2 separate regions of the Homo sapiens genome follow, and region 1 is linked to region 2. Evidence: chromatin loops called from intact Hi-C (ENCODE). Cell type or tissue: heart right ventricle. All regions are shown on one strand.

Evidence for each region. Peaks named below come from ENCODE experiments on the same cell type or tissue, not always from the same donor. Only the 100,000 strongest peaks of a DNase experiment are listed, where the experiment ranks them.
Region 1: it touches region 2 in a loop (2.7-fold over the local background); 3 of 110 quality-filtered maps call a loop at or near these places.

The regions. Positions count from the first base shown.
Region 1 is chr11:29,840,947-29,848,946 of GRCh38, forward strand. No RefSeq gene overlaps it. Among named protein-coding and RNA genes, the nearest start is that of LINC01616, 140 kb to the right of the region's middle. In heart right ventricle, a CTCF peak has its summit at 4,211 (motif pointing right); no DNase peak of the experiment used is centred here.
Region 2 is chr11:30,013,398-30,021,397 of GRCh38, forward strand. KCNA4 (potassium voltage-gated channel subfamily A member 4) reads right to left here and starts at 3,633. Exons shown (of 2, transcript NM_002233.4): 1 at 3,175-3,633; 2 at 1-63. LOC107984321 (a long non-coding RNA gene) reads left to right here and starts at 7,167. Exons shown (of 3, transcript XR_001748159.2): 1 at 7,167-7,197. In heart right ventricle, a CTCF peak has its summit at 3,690; a DNase peak (open chromatin) is centred at 3,644; H3K4me3 peaks cover 2,731 bases; H3K27ac peaks cover 2,290 bases; H3K27me3 peaks cover 2,065 bases.

The DNA of each region.
Region 1 (8,000 bases), 170 kb before region 2:
AAAAGGGTATTTCCTAGGTTTTCTCCTAGGATTTTTAGAGCTAGAGGTTATACATTTAAATCTTTAATCCATCTTGAGTTAACTTTTTTACATGGTAAAATGTAGGGGTCCAGTTTCATTCTTCTGATTATGGCTAGCTAGTTATCCCAGCACCATTTGTTGAATAGAGAATCCTTTCCCTATTGCCTGTTTTTTGTTTGCCTTGTCAAACATCAGATGTTTGTAGGTATGTGGCTTTATTTCTGAGTTTTGTATTCATTCCATTGCTCTATATGTCTGTTTTTATACCAGTACTATGCCGTTTTTGTTACTGTAGCCTTAGTGTAGTTTGAAGTTGGGTAGTGTGATGCCTCCAGCTTTGTTCTTTTTATTTAGAATTGCTTTAGCTATCCAGGCTCTTTTTTCATCCCATGATCATGTAGGCTTCATTCCTGCAATGCAAGGTTAGTTCAACATGTGCAAATCAATAAATGTCATTCACCACATAAACAGAACTAGAAACAAAAATCATATAATCATCTCAATAGACACAGAAAAAGCTTTTGATAAAATCCAAAATAGCTTCACGATAAAAACATCAACAGACTAGGCATCAAAGAAACATACCTAAAAATCGTTAGAGCCATCTATGACAAACCCACAGCCAACATCATAACCAGTGGGCAAAAGCTGGAACCATTCGCCTTGAGAAGTGAAACAATACAAGGATGTCCACTCTCACCACTCATACAACATAGTAGTGGAAGTTCTAGCCAGGGCAATCAGGCAAGGTAAAGAAATGAAAGGCATTGAAATAGGAAAAATAAAGTCAAACTATTTCTCTTCAGTGACAATGATTCTATACCCAGAAAATCCTAAAGCCTCCATAAAAGACTCCTAGAACTGATAAATGACTTGAGTAAAGCTTTAGGATACAAAATCAATATAAAAAAATCAATTGCATTTCTATATACTAATAACATCCAGGCTGAGGTTCAAATCAAGAATACAATCTCATTTACAATAGCCACAAGAAAAATGAAATACCTAGAGTACATCTAATCAAGAAAATCAAAGACATCTACAAGGAGAACTACAAAATATTGCTGAAAGAGATCAGAGACAACACAAATAAATGAAAAAACAGTACATGCTCACGGATTGGAAGAATCAATGTCATTAAAATGGTCATACTGCCCAAAGCAATTTACTGATTCAATGCTATTCCTATTAAAGTACCAATGCCATTAATCATAGCATTGTAAGTAGTTATTCTAAAATTCATAAGGAAATAATGGTTTCTAGTGGCTGCTCACTTACTGTGCGACCTTAGGCAAGTCATTTAGCTCTATGCATTTCAGACTCTCCTTTTATAAAAGGGAAGCAGTGTGTTCTTGTCTCTGAGTCACTGGAATGCAGTGGAGAAATTTATATATTGCTATTTTGAGTTATGAGGAAGATAGATTCTTCCTAGATCCAAACGCTAATAAGTCTTTTGCCTTGGGGATTTATCTTAATTGACATTTCTTCAGCTTTACTAACACCAGGGAGACCAGCTATGTCTAGACTTCTTTAGGGCCATTTTATGTTGCTGTTACAGAATAAATTATTAAGGGAAATTTGCTGTGTAAATTTATCACCTTTCATCCACAACATTAAAAAATGACACCAGCTTCCTTCAGTTAATATTAGCATTTTTTTTTCCTAAGGGCTCTAATTCCGTTTAGCTCACTTCACCTCACAACACCCCAAAAAGAGACTGGTACTAACATCCCCAACCCTCATTACAAATGGGAAAACTGAGAATCAGTAGCAAATAACTGATCCAGAGAGATTAAGTGAATTTCCAGTAGAGGTAAGATTAGGATGTAAGTTTCTTGACTTTCTGTCTCAGTAGGAACAGCTTCCTTGGTATTAGAATACCAACAAACACAGGAAGGTGCACATCTTACAACATAGGTTCTTATCAGCTTGTTATAGTGTTTTATACCTGCCCAAACTCTACCCCTAAAACAAAATATTATTATAGCTAATAGTTATCGAGTATATATTTGTACAATTACATCTCATGATTCTCACAATAGTCCTAATGATGTGTAGCAAGGTTGAATAACTTACCAGAGGTCACACAGCTGGTGAACTAGGCATTAAATGTTCTTATTAAAAAAGGTAAATGTTTATCTAGGTAAATATATGTATAATATATATATTTACATGTATAAAGTGGTAGGGTGAGTGTATATATATTATATCTATATCTATATTATATATATCTATATCTATTATATATCTATAATATATCCATTATATCTATCATATATATCTATATCTATATCTATAATATATATATCTATAATATATATTCTCTCTCTGTATATATATACATATATATGTGTGTGTATATATATAGTGTTTACAGGAAAATGGTGAAACTTTGAAGACAAGGAGATCTGGGTTCAGAACACAACTCAACAGTTCATAAATCATGAGACATTCAATATGTTATAGTGAAAAACAAAATACAAACTGAATCACATTAATTCTCTGCTTGGGACTATGTTCTGGTTCCTGATTACCATAGGTCCCTTCATGACACACCTTCTCTGCCTCCCCAACATCATCTCTCATCACCCTTCTCTTTGCTTCCTGTATTAGATCACACACCACCACCTATTCGGTTTTGCCAACAGGCCATTATCTAATTTATACCCCCTCAAAGCCTTTTCACATTCTGTTCCCTTTTCCTGGAATGCATCCCCCCACCCCACCCCTCATCCTCCATTCTCCATTATATATTAGGGGCCTTCCCCTCAGCCTAAAACTCTACATGGTACACATTACTCTTCATGCATTTAGATAAGGACCCTGAAGTTAAAAGATGCTTAAGCCGCTGCCAGGCTCACATTGCTAGTGAGGCGCTGAGCTAAGATTCAAATCCAGTTCTACCTCCAAAGTTCAGGCTCTTTACACTTACCTAAGTGTAAAGATGTCTCTGACAGGTAACATCATATTTCAGCCTTAGTCTGGGGACTGTCTGATATATCCTGAGATAAATCAGGGACTTCTAGTCCTTCCTTGTTGCCCATCAGTACACTACTAAAATTTAGAGCATCTCAGGCCATAAGGCTTAGGCCTTTCTCACAATACCAGATTGAAGTCTGTTGCTGTCAAGAAAAGCATGAAACTCCAAGCACTTAGCTACTTAAGATACCTCTGCCAAAGGATGCACCCCAAGAGTATTCCAAAGGAAGGCCATAAGGGCTAAGTAACACTGTTCTATTCTTACTCATAGATGTAAAGACCTAAGAGGGACCTATGATAAAATCAGAAGTACTCAGGTCACTGAAATTGGATTGTTTTTACGATGACATCAGCGAATGACTTAAGCTAACTTTGAAAATTGCTCATTGTCATGCCATGTGCTCATTTATTCAATACATTCTTAATGAGAAACTATCATATAGTGTACACTGCATTCATTATTTGACATACCGCAATAAAGAGATGAGACTTGGACCTTGCCCTTTTGCCATCTAGGAGAAACCAAACAAGATACATGTAAACAAATAAACAGATGATTGCAAACTGTGACAATAAAAGAAATATGCAGAGTGATGTGATAGGGATTAACAAATGAGGAGAAGTTTGCTTTACATTGTCTCTTCTTGGAGCCTGGGACCTTGCAGGATGTGAAGTTTCTTCTACATGCAAAGAGCTGGGGAAGAAAGCTCCTGCTGGAAGGGACTGCAAATGTGAAGACCCTGATTCAGGGTCAGTGAGTTTGATATTATCAAGGTACTGAAAGGAGAGAGGAGAACGTATTATTGAAAAGAGGAGTGGAATAAGAAGATATTTATTCAGCCATTCATACACCTTTATGGAGCACCAACCATTTACTAGGTGCTATTCCAGGTGCTGAAGATAAACCAGTAACAGACAGAGAAGCTCATGTTCCACTAGTGTTGACATTCCAGCCAGAGTTTGGAGCAACAGGCAGGCTTCATGCCTTCAGGGTTTTATAAAGCAAAGAGCTTGGAATTTATTCTAATTGGAATGTAAAGCCAGGAAGTTACTTGAGCTGATAAATATTTTAAAAGCTCACCCTGGGATCCACTATGTGGTGACAGCCAGAAACATTCAGAATTATTGTCATTATTTTGATTATCAATAATAAATATCCTGAGTCTCTTTTGCTTACATTTTTGAAGGTAGAGATCTCGTCAACACAGTGAAAAAAATTTCAAGCCACTAGAGGGAATCATTTACAAAAGGACACCAACAGAGCAGTGTTGTTTGCTCTCAGAGCCTATTTCCTCCAGATAATTTCTAAACTAAAACTAATTGACGTATTAGCCAATAATGTTTATAAGGCAGAAGTCACTGGAGGTAAGTAGAAAGGGTGGAGAAGAAAGAGTGCCCATCTGTAAATACAGGAATAATTTATAATCAATCATATCATTTTCTTCCCTAAGCCTTTTCTATCCCATCCTAATTATAGGCCTCTTTAGAATATGAGAAATAATCAAATTCCATTTGTTTCTTCTAAGCAAAGGAAGTAAGCAGCTTTGAAATCCTCTTGCAAGAAAGTGGGCTATTCCAACTCCTTTGCCCTTGAGAAATATTATTCTCTCCTGGAAGAAGTATGGATTTTGGACTGTGAGATTATTCATATCTCAATTCCAGTATTAACTATAAAACTCAAGTTATCTAGCTTCTCAAAAATAAGAAGCTAAAACAGGTATTTAAAGAAAAACTTGTGTGTGTTTATAGCAGCACTATTCACAATAACCAAAAAAATGGAAAAACCAAATGTCCATCAACTGATGAATGTGTGCTGTCTGTGCAATTGAATATTATTCAGCCATAAAAAGAAATAAACTATTGAATACATGCTACAACATGGATGAAACTCAAAATAATTATGTTAAGGAAGCCAGAAACAAAAAGCCACATACTATATTATATAATTCAATGTATATGAAATGTCTAAAATAGGTAAACCCATAGAGACAGAAAACAGATTAGTGATGCCAGAGACTGGAGCAAGACACCTCACAGAGGCTGGGGGAGTAGATGGTGAATAACTGCTTAATAGGCATGGTGTATTCTTTCCAGATGCTGACAATGTCTTACCACTAGGTAAAGGTGATGCTGATATAATTTTGTAACCACACTAAATTCCACCGACCAAACTCTATGGTCGGTGATGGTAATCAAAATGATGGTAAGAATTGCTAGATTTATTCATAGAATAATATGATAAGCCAAGATTCTTAAGATAAAATAAAGTTTATGAATTTTAATGTTTAATAAATTTATGTTTAATAAATTCAATAGTACTTTAAAATAGCAGTAACCAAAAATAGGCTTTTCTATGCACAAAAATCACCTCTAAAGTTAAAACTTTGCCCTTTTCAGTCCACCTGTCTTCCCCCCTCTTCCCCATCCCCACCCCGTCCCCTCCCCCCAAAAAAGATTTAAAAATATTAATAAAAAAAGAAATTTAAAACTTCACTTTGACATTTTTCATTCAATAAAGCCATCCACACTCTCTCTAGTCTTCTCTCATCAATGCCCATGTATGTCACCTCTTTTATCCAGGCTCATGTTGCACTATTTAGAGTTTAACTCTCAAGCACAGTATAGTACAGAAATGTGACCCTTTACTCATCATACTCATGAATTTGCCACTCTTTTATCAATAATATAATTTACAGCAATCTTATTTTCCACTTGCCAATAATGCAAAAAAAAAAAGTGCTTCCCTTTCCTTAAGTTCAGCACAATCATTAATTTATTATGGCACACTTTCCTGCAGAACTGTGTATTGCTTCAGAATAGTTCTCAGAACAGCCTTTTAGGTAACTGTCACCAAATTATCAGAAATGACATACAAAATGAAATCTGTTTATCATTCCCAGTTTTACTCCTGAATTATTTTGTCAATTCCCCTTCTCCATTTCCCCACCTTTAAACAAATAGAATAAAACTAATACCCTGAACTACATCTGGTTTATGTGATTGTCTTTCCAGGGCCCACAAAATAAGTAACTGCTTAACAACACCTCTTACATATGCTTACAATCCATTGCTAGGCATAGAGTATGTTCGAATTGATTACTGAATATTGTACACCAAAAATATACATAATTTTTGTCAATTAATACAAAACAAATTGATTACTGAGAACATTCAAAGCTAGGTAGTAACAAAATGGGCCATTTCCTGTTGCAAAAGAAGAAGACAGTCTTTTTCCAGATGCCACAGATGTTAAATCCTCCAAGCTATATCTCCAAATTGTCTTTTATCTACAGGACTAAAACATTCCATGGTATCTTTGCATTTTCCAGACTATAATTAAATGAAATAATCTTCAAGATCTATCATTCCCTAGACAGTCTTTTGGAGAAATATAGTATAAAAGCACTATCCCGGTGATTTATTATGTTGTGTTAATCTATCATCAGTATGCATTATTAGTAATTCTCTCAATACATTAGTGAGTACACTGAGGTTTACTAAAGGTCAACTACATCATCAATTGAGGTTCCAACTGACAAAATCACTTATATAGAATAGTCCAGAAGCAAATTTATTAATAGATTTTTATTCTCAAGAGAGCTCTAACAAAGGTAGTTTCCCTGGAATAATTAACTAATTCTGCACCAGTAGGCCTAATTTCAGACACTATCATATAGGCTGTACCATCCCTCAGCATTCATACCTCCTTATCCCTGCCACACACACACACACACACACACACACACACACACACACACACACACACTTTTATTTCTACTTCTGGATGGTTCTTTATCTCCATGTCTATTTGTTTCGTGTCTTTTTTATCTCATGAGTTATTTCCAGCTCATACAATTATGAACTCATTATAAACACATATGATATTATATTCAACAGTGAAAAACTGAAAGCTTGTTCCTTAACATCAGGAACAAGGCAAAGATACCCACTCTACCAACTTCTATTCATCATAGTACTAGAAGTCCTAGCTAGAGTAATTGAGCAAGAAAAAGAAGCAACAGGCATCCATATAAGAAAGGAAAATATAATTATTTCAATGCCTAGACATGATCTTATATGTAGAAAACACTGAAGACTTTTTAAAAATTCAGTGAAGTTGCAAGATTAAAAAAAACACTTAAAACTCAGTTGTGTCTATACAAACAAAATCAGTTGTGTTTATACACACACGCAGTGTTCTAAAAATGAAGAAAATGGTGAATTCTATTTCCAATAGCATCAAAAAGAATAAAACACTTAGGAATAAACTTAAATAAGGGGGTAACAAACTTGTACATTGAAAACTACCTAACACTGATTAAGAAAAAATTGCAGAAGACACAAATGAGTGTTCATAGATTTGAAGACTTAATATTGTTCAAATTTCTGTACTTCCTAAAGCAATCTCAAGATTGGATGCAATCCCTATTAAAATCCGAATGCCATTTTTCAAATTGAAAAAAAAATCCTAAAGTTTATATGAAACAAAATAAAGAATGGAAAACCAAAACACTCTTGAGAAAGAAGAACAAAACCAGAAGCATCAATCTTACTGATTTCTAAATATATGACAAAGCTACAGAAATTAAAATAGTATGGTACCTGCATAAAAACATGCATATAGACCAATTGAACAGAATAGATAGCCCCAAAATAAACCCATGTATACATGGTCAACCAAACTTCAATAAAAGTGCCAAGACTACAAAAAGGACAGTCTCTTTAACAAATGGTTTTGGGCAAACTATACATCCACACACACAAGAAAAAAAATGAAACCCTGAACTTATTTCGCAGGCAGAAATAAAAATAGAATGAATTAAAGATTTAAATGTAACATCTGAAACTGCAAAACTCTTTGAAGAAAACATAGGAGGAAAGTTTAATGACATTGGGATAAGTAATTATTTTTTGGATATGAAATGAAAAGCGTAAGTAACAAAAGCAAAAATAGACAAGTGAGACTACTTCAAACTAAAAAGCTTCTGCACAGCAATGGA
Region 2 (8,000 bases):
CCATAGAAATCAAGGAAATGCAGAGCATTCTTCAGCCAAAATCATGCAGAAGAAGCACTTCACCTGAAAAAGGATTGGAAAGAAGCATAGGAGAAAAATAAAAAGGAAACAAATCATAAAGAGCAAACTGAGCATTTCTCTTCACATACACATCCTTCTCTTTTCTTCAAGAAAGTCATATAACACACCAAGCACCAATATTTTCAAGAGTATGGGGCAGGCTATTCTCACTCACTAAACATCATTCTTTCCTTCTTCAGTTATTATTTCAGCTCAGTTTATTTTTATGGTAACTCAATTATTTTTCCTCTCTCCACTCATGGCCCACATGGCTCTTGCTTCTATCTTCCCCTTCACCAATGCTAGGTCTTAATTCTCACTGTCACTCTCTTCATTCCACAAAAAATAATGCTGTGACTTTACAGCTGCTTCCATCATTCATCTATTTCAAGGCAATTTTTAAAATTTCCACTCATAAAGTGTTTCTGAATTAAGTGCCCTTCTACTCCTCTCTATCTTGACTCAGCACTGGGGAAGTCAGAAAAAAAAATAATAATATTCTTATTCTTTGTGCAGACAGCACCACTTGAATGCACTTCAGTCACCTCATCTATAAAGTACAAATAATAACACAACCTCCCCCATCCCATGTTTGTAAGGATTAAATGAGATAATGGATGTTGATAGAATATCTCAGTGCCTTTTACCTAATGAATGGCAATAAACACTGGCAGTTATGAATAACATAACAGCAACCTATGTTTTTATTGTCTATCTACACAGCCCCAAGTGTTTGTGTCCTTAGGCCACAAACTAAAGTAGGGGAAGATGGGACGTGAGGACATACAAGACATCCTGAGACTCACCAATGGCCCTTGTTAAGTTGGCACTGCCTGACTCCCTACAGCATGTCCCCATTGTTTTTCTGTTCCCTTGAATCCTGAACACTCCCTACCACCCACAGACTAGGAACTAATGCCAATTTCCACATCTCTAATAACCATCTTCTCTCCTTGGCGGTCACTCCATGTTCACCTCAATGGTTCCTCCTCCACTCTGCTCAAGGGACTATCTCCTTATTTTTTTAAATGTCAGTTTCTGTGGACTTCATTCTTAGCCTATCATACTTACCCCCACTTCAATAAAATCCACATCCCTAACATCCCCCCTCCTCTCTCTTTCTCTCTCTCTGCCCACTTTTATTTACAATCTCACACTTCTGAATTGCATGTCCCTTGCAGCTCCGATCTGCTCCCTCTGTCACCTGTTATTCCTGGCCCTTCTTCTTCCTTAGTTTGCTCTCCCAAGATCCAGGTAATTCATCTCCTCAGCCAGGCCCTGTAAAAGCCCCCATCCAAATCTCCTGTCTCCTCTTGATTTTTCCATGTACTCTGTTCAACAGGACTTCCAAGAATGCAGGGAGTAACCCAGAGAACTGGAGAGAATGATGATAGTCAGAATTCAGGGCATCTACCAGCTTCTATTACTGGAAGCACTTGGAAAGCATAAGAGAAATGGCTTTCTGAAGCCATTAACAGGATTCAGCTCTTGACCACCTGCTGCTCCTTGCTGATCCTGTCAGCCTAAAAGCCTAAACACACTGAATTTTATGAAGTGACAAGCATGGAAGTGGCAAACAGAGGTCTTCCCAATCATACACCCCTTCCCAATCATATATATTTTCCTAGGGCAAGAAGGGCATTTGATTGCAACACAAACTCCAGAAAATACACCACAGAGGGCATCTCACATGCCATCTCCCTTCCTTTGCCTGACTCCTAACATCATCTCATACTCTGAAATGTTTACCCTCAAGGAGTTTCCAAATCCCTACTTACAAAACCATCCTGGGGTGACATTCGCAGTGGAGTGTCAGGCCAACATCCTTTCAAGACCGGTACAGACCAAATAGCCTGAGAGTTTGCTCAGTTTCTTCCCCAACTCCCCTAAAACAATTATAATTTCAATGAAGCCCCAATGTAACCCAAGTTCCTGTATAGTTGAATACTACACACACTGCCTTCCCACCCAACTGACTCCCAGAAGGTCATGAATTAGCGAGTCTTCTAATTCACCATCAGCTCTTCGGGAGTTCTAGAACTGCCCTCTTTCTGCTCTACACCAAATAATTTCACATTTATTTATTTATTTGGGATTGTTAGTTTTTGTTTATCTAACTCCCTCCTCCACCCTACAAGTAGCAAATTGCCTTCCTTTTAATCATCTACTAGTTACTTCACTATCCCTGATCTAGAAAGAAAGGGAGAGAGAAAGAAAAGAAGAGAAAAGAAAAATCATTCCTCCCAGCAAATCAGACTGGTTTAAAATCTCTCTTCTTTCTCAAGGTACTCTTGTTAGGAGAATCTATTCAAGCCAATTCCCAGGAGCCTTTATGAGAGAGATCTTTGCAGAGGAATTTGTCTTCTTCTTTAACACCATTAAACTAATAGGATTTTGCAGACTACCTATTCCCCAATCCCGGCGCCCCCAAACAACAGCCAAGCATCCCGCCCCTCCTCCTCTCACCCCTCCAACAACAAGGCTGTTCGTCTCTCAGTGCTAATTCCTGCAACTGTGTCACTGTCAGGGTGGTACCTGAACCTTAGAGAGAGAGAGAGAGAGAAAGAGAGAGAAACTGAGAGAGGGAATCAGAAAAGCCACCACCGTGAGAAATATACACTTCAACGCACGCCATTTATGCAGCCCCTATGTATGTTGCTCAAATGCTCGGAAAATGCACGCAAATCCAAACGTTGGAAGAGGCAGCAATTCAGACCCGTTCACCGGCTGTTCCCAAAAGAAGGGAACCGGTGCGGCTGGGAGGAGGCGAAACGATGCTAAATCTTAACCCCCCTCTCGTTGGGAAACGACATCTTTAATCGCGCCCTCGCCTCCAGACCTCGGTTCCCGCTCCAGCACGTTAAGCAGGGCGCACTCACCGCATCCCCGGGTTTGGGAAAATAACAACTGTTGGCCCCCCGGAGCGCCGCGCAGCATCCGCACCTCCCTTCTCCCACCTCCTGGTTTATTTTTAACCGCCTTCCATTCATGCCCTTCTGTCACATTCCCGATATTATTTATCCCTCAAATGTCCACTGTTTCTTAACAGCCAAAATAAGAAGGTAGAGGAAAGATACAAAAAAAAAAAAAAAAAAAAAAAGGTATCATACTTACCGTTCCCCGGCGGGGCGAAAAATAAAAATAAAGAAAATCCACCGGCTGGCTTGTTTTTCCCCCTCAAGCTGCAACAGCTGGAGGAGGGGAAGAATGATCCTGGGTGGGGGGCGGGGGGTGGTAAAAGGAATCACTCGGGTTTGGCAGGTGGAGGCTCCAAATATCCACGGAACAAGTTCTGTTGCCTGGCCCGAGGGGTGCACAGAGTCCTCGCGGCTGGAGCCTGGGGGTGGGGGTTGGGGCTGCCCCAGAGAAGACCCCAAGACTCCTGGTTCCTCTGGAGTTCAGCACAGGAGGGATTGCCTGGGAAAGGAAGTCAAGGTTCCCCCGAAAAGAAACAAAATCCTAGACAGCAGCGATCACTTGTTAAGCCCGAATTCCTCCTCCAACATCCATCCCTCTCTCGCTCTCGCTGGCTGCGGGAGCAGCACACGCCTCCCCTGGCCGCGAACGCGCTCTGGGCGGGGGCGGGGCCAGGGCCGAACCGAGGGTGTGGCGTTCGCGACGGTCGCCAGGGGCGCCTCCCGGCGCGGCGGGGCGGGTGCAGTCACGACGCCGCGACTCCCCGCACCCCGGCTGGGCCCCCCGACTCCCAGGATCTGGGATCGATTCCAGGAGTCTTTGGCTGTGGTCCCCACAGGCGAGGAGCAAATCCTGGAGAAGTGTCCCCGTTGGGGCCGGAATAGGGGTTTCGACGGCAGCGCGGGAGTCCCCAGAGGGCTTGGGAGCGGGGAGCTCCAATGGGAGGTGCAGTCCCGAAAATGGGGTCCTCTGGGACATCTCCTCTACCTAACTTGCTTTCTCTATATCTCCCCTCGAGCCCCGAGCCCCGTCTTCTTTTCCCCACCCCATCCCCTCCCAAAGCGGGTTTGTTGGGTTGGGAGCCGGGTGCATCTCCGGCGAGGCCACGGGCGGGGAGCCCTCCTGTGCCTGCCAGAGCGCCCAGATCCCTCAGTCTCCGTCTCCTTTGCACACAGGAGTTGGGAGGCTTCAGCGCCGGGGTTGGGCCTCAGGGGCGCGGAGGAGACCGACTTTCAACCTGTATTCAATCCCGGGCAGGGGAATGTTACAGAAATTGGAATCAGGCCCAGGCTAGGGGCTGCGCACAGGAGGCAGCAGTTCTAGGGGAGGAGGGTTGGAGAGATGAGTAAGTTGCAGGGTGGGCCAGGGGCTGAGGGCTTTGGAAGGCGGGGGAAGAGCCCGCAGCCAACCTGTTGCTGCAAAAACAAATACGGCTCTGGTATCGACTCCCTGAGGGCTCTTTGGATCCTTCAGGACAGAAATCAAGGGATATCGCAGCAAAAAGCAAGTTTTTTTGGTTTTCTTTCTTTCTTTCTTTTAATTAAAGCTTGTGCGCACAAGGGAGCTAACACCAAGAAAAAAAAAAGTGGGCTGTTCCTCGAAGTCAGGGTGTGGGTTTCTTTTACGGGCCTCTCCCGTAAGGGGAAATAAGGAGAACTATAGACAGGGCATGTAGAGGTGGAGTTTTTCTGGTGCATGCATGGTGGTTTAACATGCTTCTTCATAGGACGTATGTATCATTAGCATCTTAAATCTCCACCTCTGGGAAAGATTTTTTGCATTAAATTAAGGAAAAGGTCACTATGAGTTGAAAGTTAAACCTAGCCGCCGCGCATGCCAGGGCCTCGGGCAAGTCCCTGGTCCCCTAAAGCCGAAACTTCTGGTTAATAGCTTCTTGAGCTTTTCATGCTAATTGGCTGGAGTTACAGTTTGAGGAAGGGTCTCTCCTTGTTTCTTGTTTATTTCTTCGGACCACATCAAAACAGGAAAGTAGACAGTTTGCCTGTCTCAGGCTTGCCAGAATCAACCGGGCGAGAGGTTTGGCTCCCGGGAGGACTCTATCTTAGTGATCTCTCCCACTGCCCACCTCCATTTAAAAAAAAAAAAAAAAAAAAAAGGGTTTTGCTGTCCATCTCCACCCCACTCCCACACACGCGAGCGCGTGCGCACACACACAAACAAACACACACACACACACACACACACACACAAATAACCAGAAGCCCACGTGGCGACGGGGTCTCCCTAGACACCTCTCCCAGCTCGCCCGATGGACCAAGCAGGCAGTGGCAGCGCTATGCCCCGGACTGCTGGAGCAAATCCGACCTTGGGCTGGTTGGTTGGCGCCAGGACTGTCACTGTCGTCCTCGGGGCGGCAGCTTTGTTCAAGGGCTCTATTGGGCCTCCTCCTTTTGTGATGCTCAATTAATTATTAAGGGAAATATTCCCGAGCTGAATTATAGATATGCCTTGCACTCACTCACCTAACCGTTGCGGGCTCGGAAAAGGACACCTGGAGGGCTGCTTTTTGTTGCTGTTTGATTTTTCTTTTATCTTTTCAAATAACCGGACACACACACACAAAATCGAATTGTAATCAGTGTGAAAGAAAAAGAAGAAATGAAACCTGGAGTGCACCCTGGTTTTTCCAACGTCTTTCAGCTAGTGCAGCTTGAAATTTTGGCATGAATAAGTTTAACTGTAACCCCCTGGCCTCAACCCTGGTGGAGCTGAGAGAAAGGTATCTTCATGCTGGCTCTAGAGACGTTCTTTGCCTCAATTTATTCCCTACTGCAGTTCATTCGAAGAGCAGCAAGACCGGGTTTCTCTAAAAGTGAGAACGATCATGCTCACTCGCCTCAAACCCTCTCTGTACCTCCACAATGTGATATCACTGTGCAGTTTCATAAGTACCAGAAGCAAATAACTGGTAATATTTATTGTTGGCTCATTAGAAGGATATTTCTTGGGATAGTAAAAAGCAGGACTGGGACCTGTTTCCCAAAAGCAGTTTATGAGATCAATCCGGTACAGCTATGCAGTGCTTTCAGGGAGATGAAAAGTGAGATGGAATGATGTACTAGAGATGATAGTTGTATTGAAGCTTGGATATTTTAATTGAGTCGTGTTTAAACTTTATGAATTATGCTTCCCTTTTGCTGTTTGTTCCTATCCCAGATAATTTTAAAGTTTTCAATGCCTGAGGACTTTAATATTTGCATTTCTTAGGTGTTGGTAATCTGAATTACTAAAATACGACAGGAATGCTGCTGAGGAAAAACTCTACTCTCAGGAGGACTTGCGCAAGGCAGGTAAGATTAACTGAGTGTCTGCCTCCTACCTGGCTCTGTGCTAAGTTCTTTGAATGTATATTATGTAATTTTATTTGCATAACTAAATGCTTTTTTATGTGATAAGTACTATTATAACCACTATTTTATAGAAAAGGAAATGAAGGCTTACAATGATTAGCTAACTTGCCCAAAGGTTATATAGCTAATTATGTAGCAGAACAAGGCCTTACATATCTGACTCTGCAGTGTAGACTGACCCCGTGCTAGTGATGTGGTCTATGCCCATTTGTTCATACAAGCTAGTGGCTGTCACAGATGCATATACAGATTATGAAGCAAGGGGATTTGTGTTATGATGGAGGTATGAGAATGTTGCTCCTTGGTGCAAAGAGTAAAGCAGCATCTAGTGTGGAGGCGGTAAGCAAGAATTCCCAAGGAGAGAGAGCACTGTCTGAAAAATCATAAGAGTTGGAGTGGCCGCCATGGAGAATGCACAGGCACATAGTGCTGGGATGGAACAGAAGCAACTAACTGGAGCTAGAGATAGGTTAGGACCAACTGGGAAGAGCATGCCCCCTCCCAGCCTTCTCCCACCACATGCACACACACACCCCTACCTCTTTGCCCATTTAAATAATTAATTCATAAAGCAAACAAGAAACATTCTATTTCTCTCCTTGAAATTATCCTAGGAATTTCTAGGAACCCATAAACAGTAGCAAAAAGATTCTTTGATTGAGACCAATAAAAATCTACCTTGTCTTAGTCCCCAAACCTTGTTTACTTTTTATTTTCTTTTGAAATGGGTTCTCATTCTGTCACCCAGGCTGGAGTGCACTGGCATGATCACACCTCACAGCAACCTCAAACTAACTGCTGGGCTCAAGTGATCCTCCTGCCTCAGGCTCCAGAGTAGCTGGGACTACAGGTATGTGTCACCATGCCCAGTTATTTTTATTTATTTATTTATTTTTAGTTTTTGTAGAGACAGGGTCTCATTATGCTGACCAGGTTGGTCTCAAACTGGCCTCAAGTTCTCCTCCTGCCTCAGCCTCCCAAAGTGCCCACCACGATTACAGGTATGAGCCACTGTGCCCAGCCCCTCTTTTCTATAAAGAGGAAAAAATTATTTTCTTGCCTTTCTTAGTCATCAACTAGTCAAAATTCTTTAAGCTCTCCACCACCAAATACACCTATTACCACAAAGAATGTATCCCTGGCTTTGAATTCTCTCAGTGGTGGTACAAATGTTCCAGATCACACCGTGAAGCCTTTGCTTATATAGAAAGTGGCAGAGGCCAACAGATCGTCTCTGTACAAAGCACGATAGGAAGCCCTGTGGGATACAAGCTAGGCCCATTATAAATGTTTTTGTTCTCTTTGAGGACTGTGGTCCACAGTGAATTGCAATGTTCTGTTTACTCCTCTATCTCCCCAAACATGCCTGTGATACTTCACTGAGAACAGACATTATATCCTGAGCAACTAGCGTTGTACTTGACCCAGAGTAGAATGTGAATGAATAATGGAAGAGGCTTCCCTTTGCCAAGAAAGTTCAGTGAATGTGTTGTGAGAGAACTAGAAGATTGCTTTTTCACCTGCTCACCCCAGCCTCTCAACTATCTATCTCACTTTTAAAGTTCTGAAGTGATGGGCGTGGGGGTGGTGAGAAGGCCTTGGAGATTTGGTTCCATGCTCCCATATCCAAATTTATGGATGGGGATATTTTGA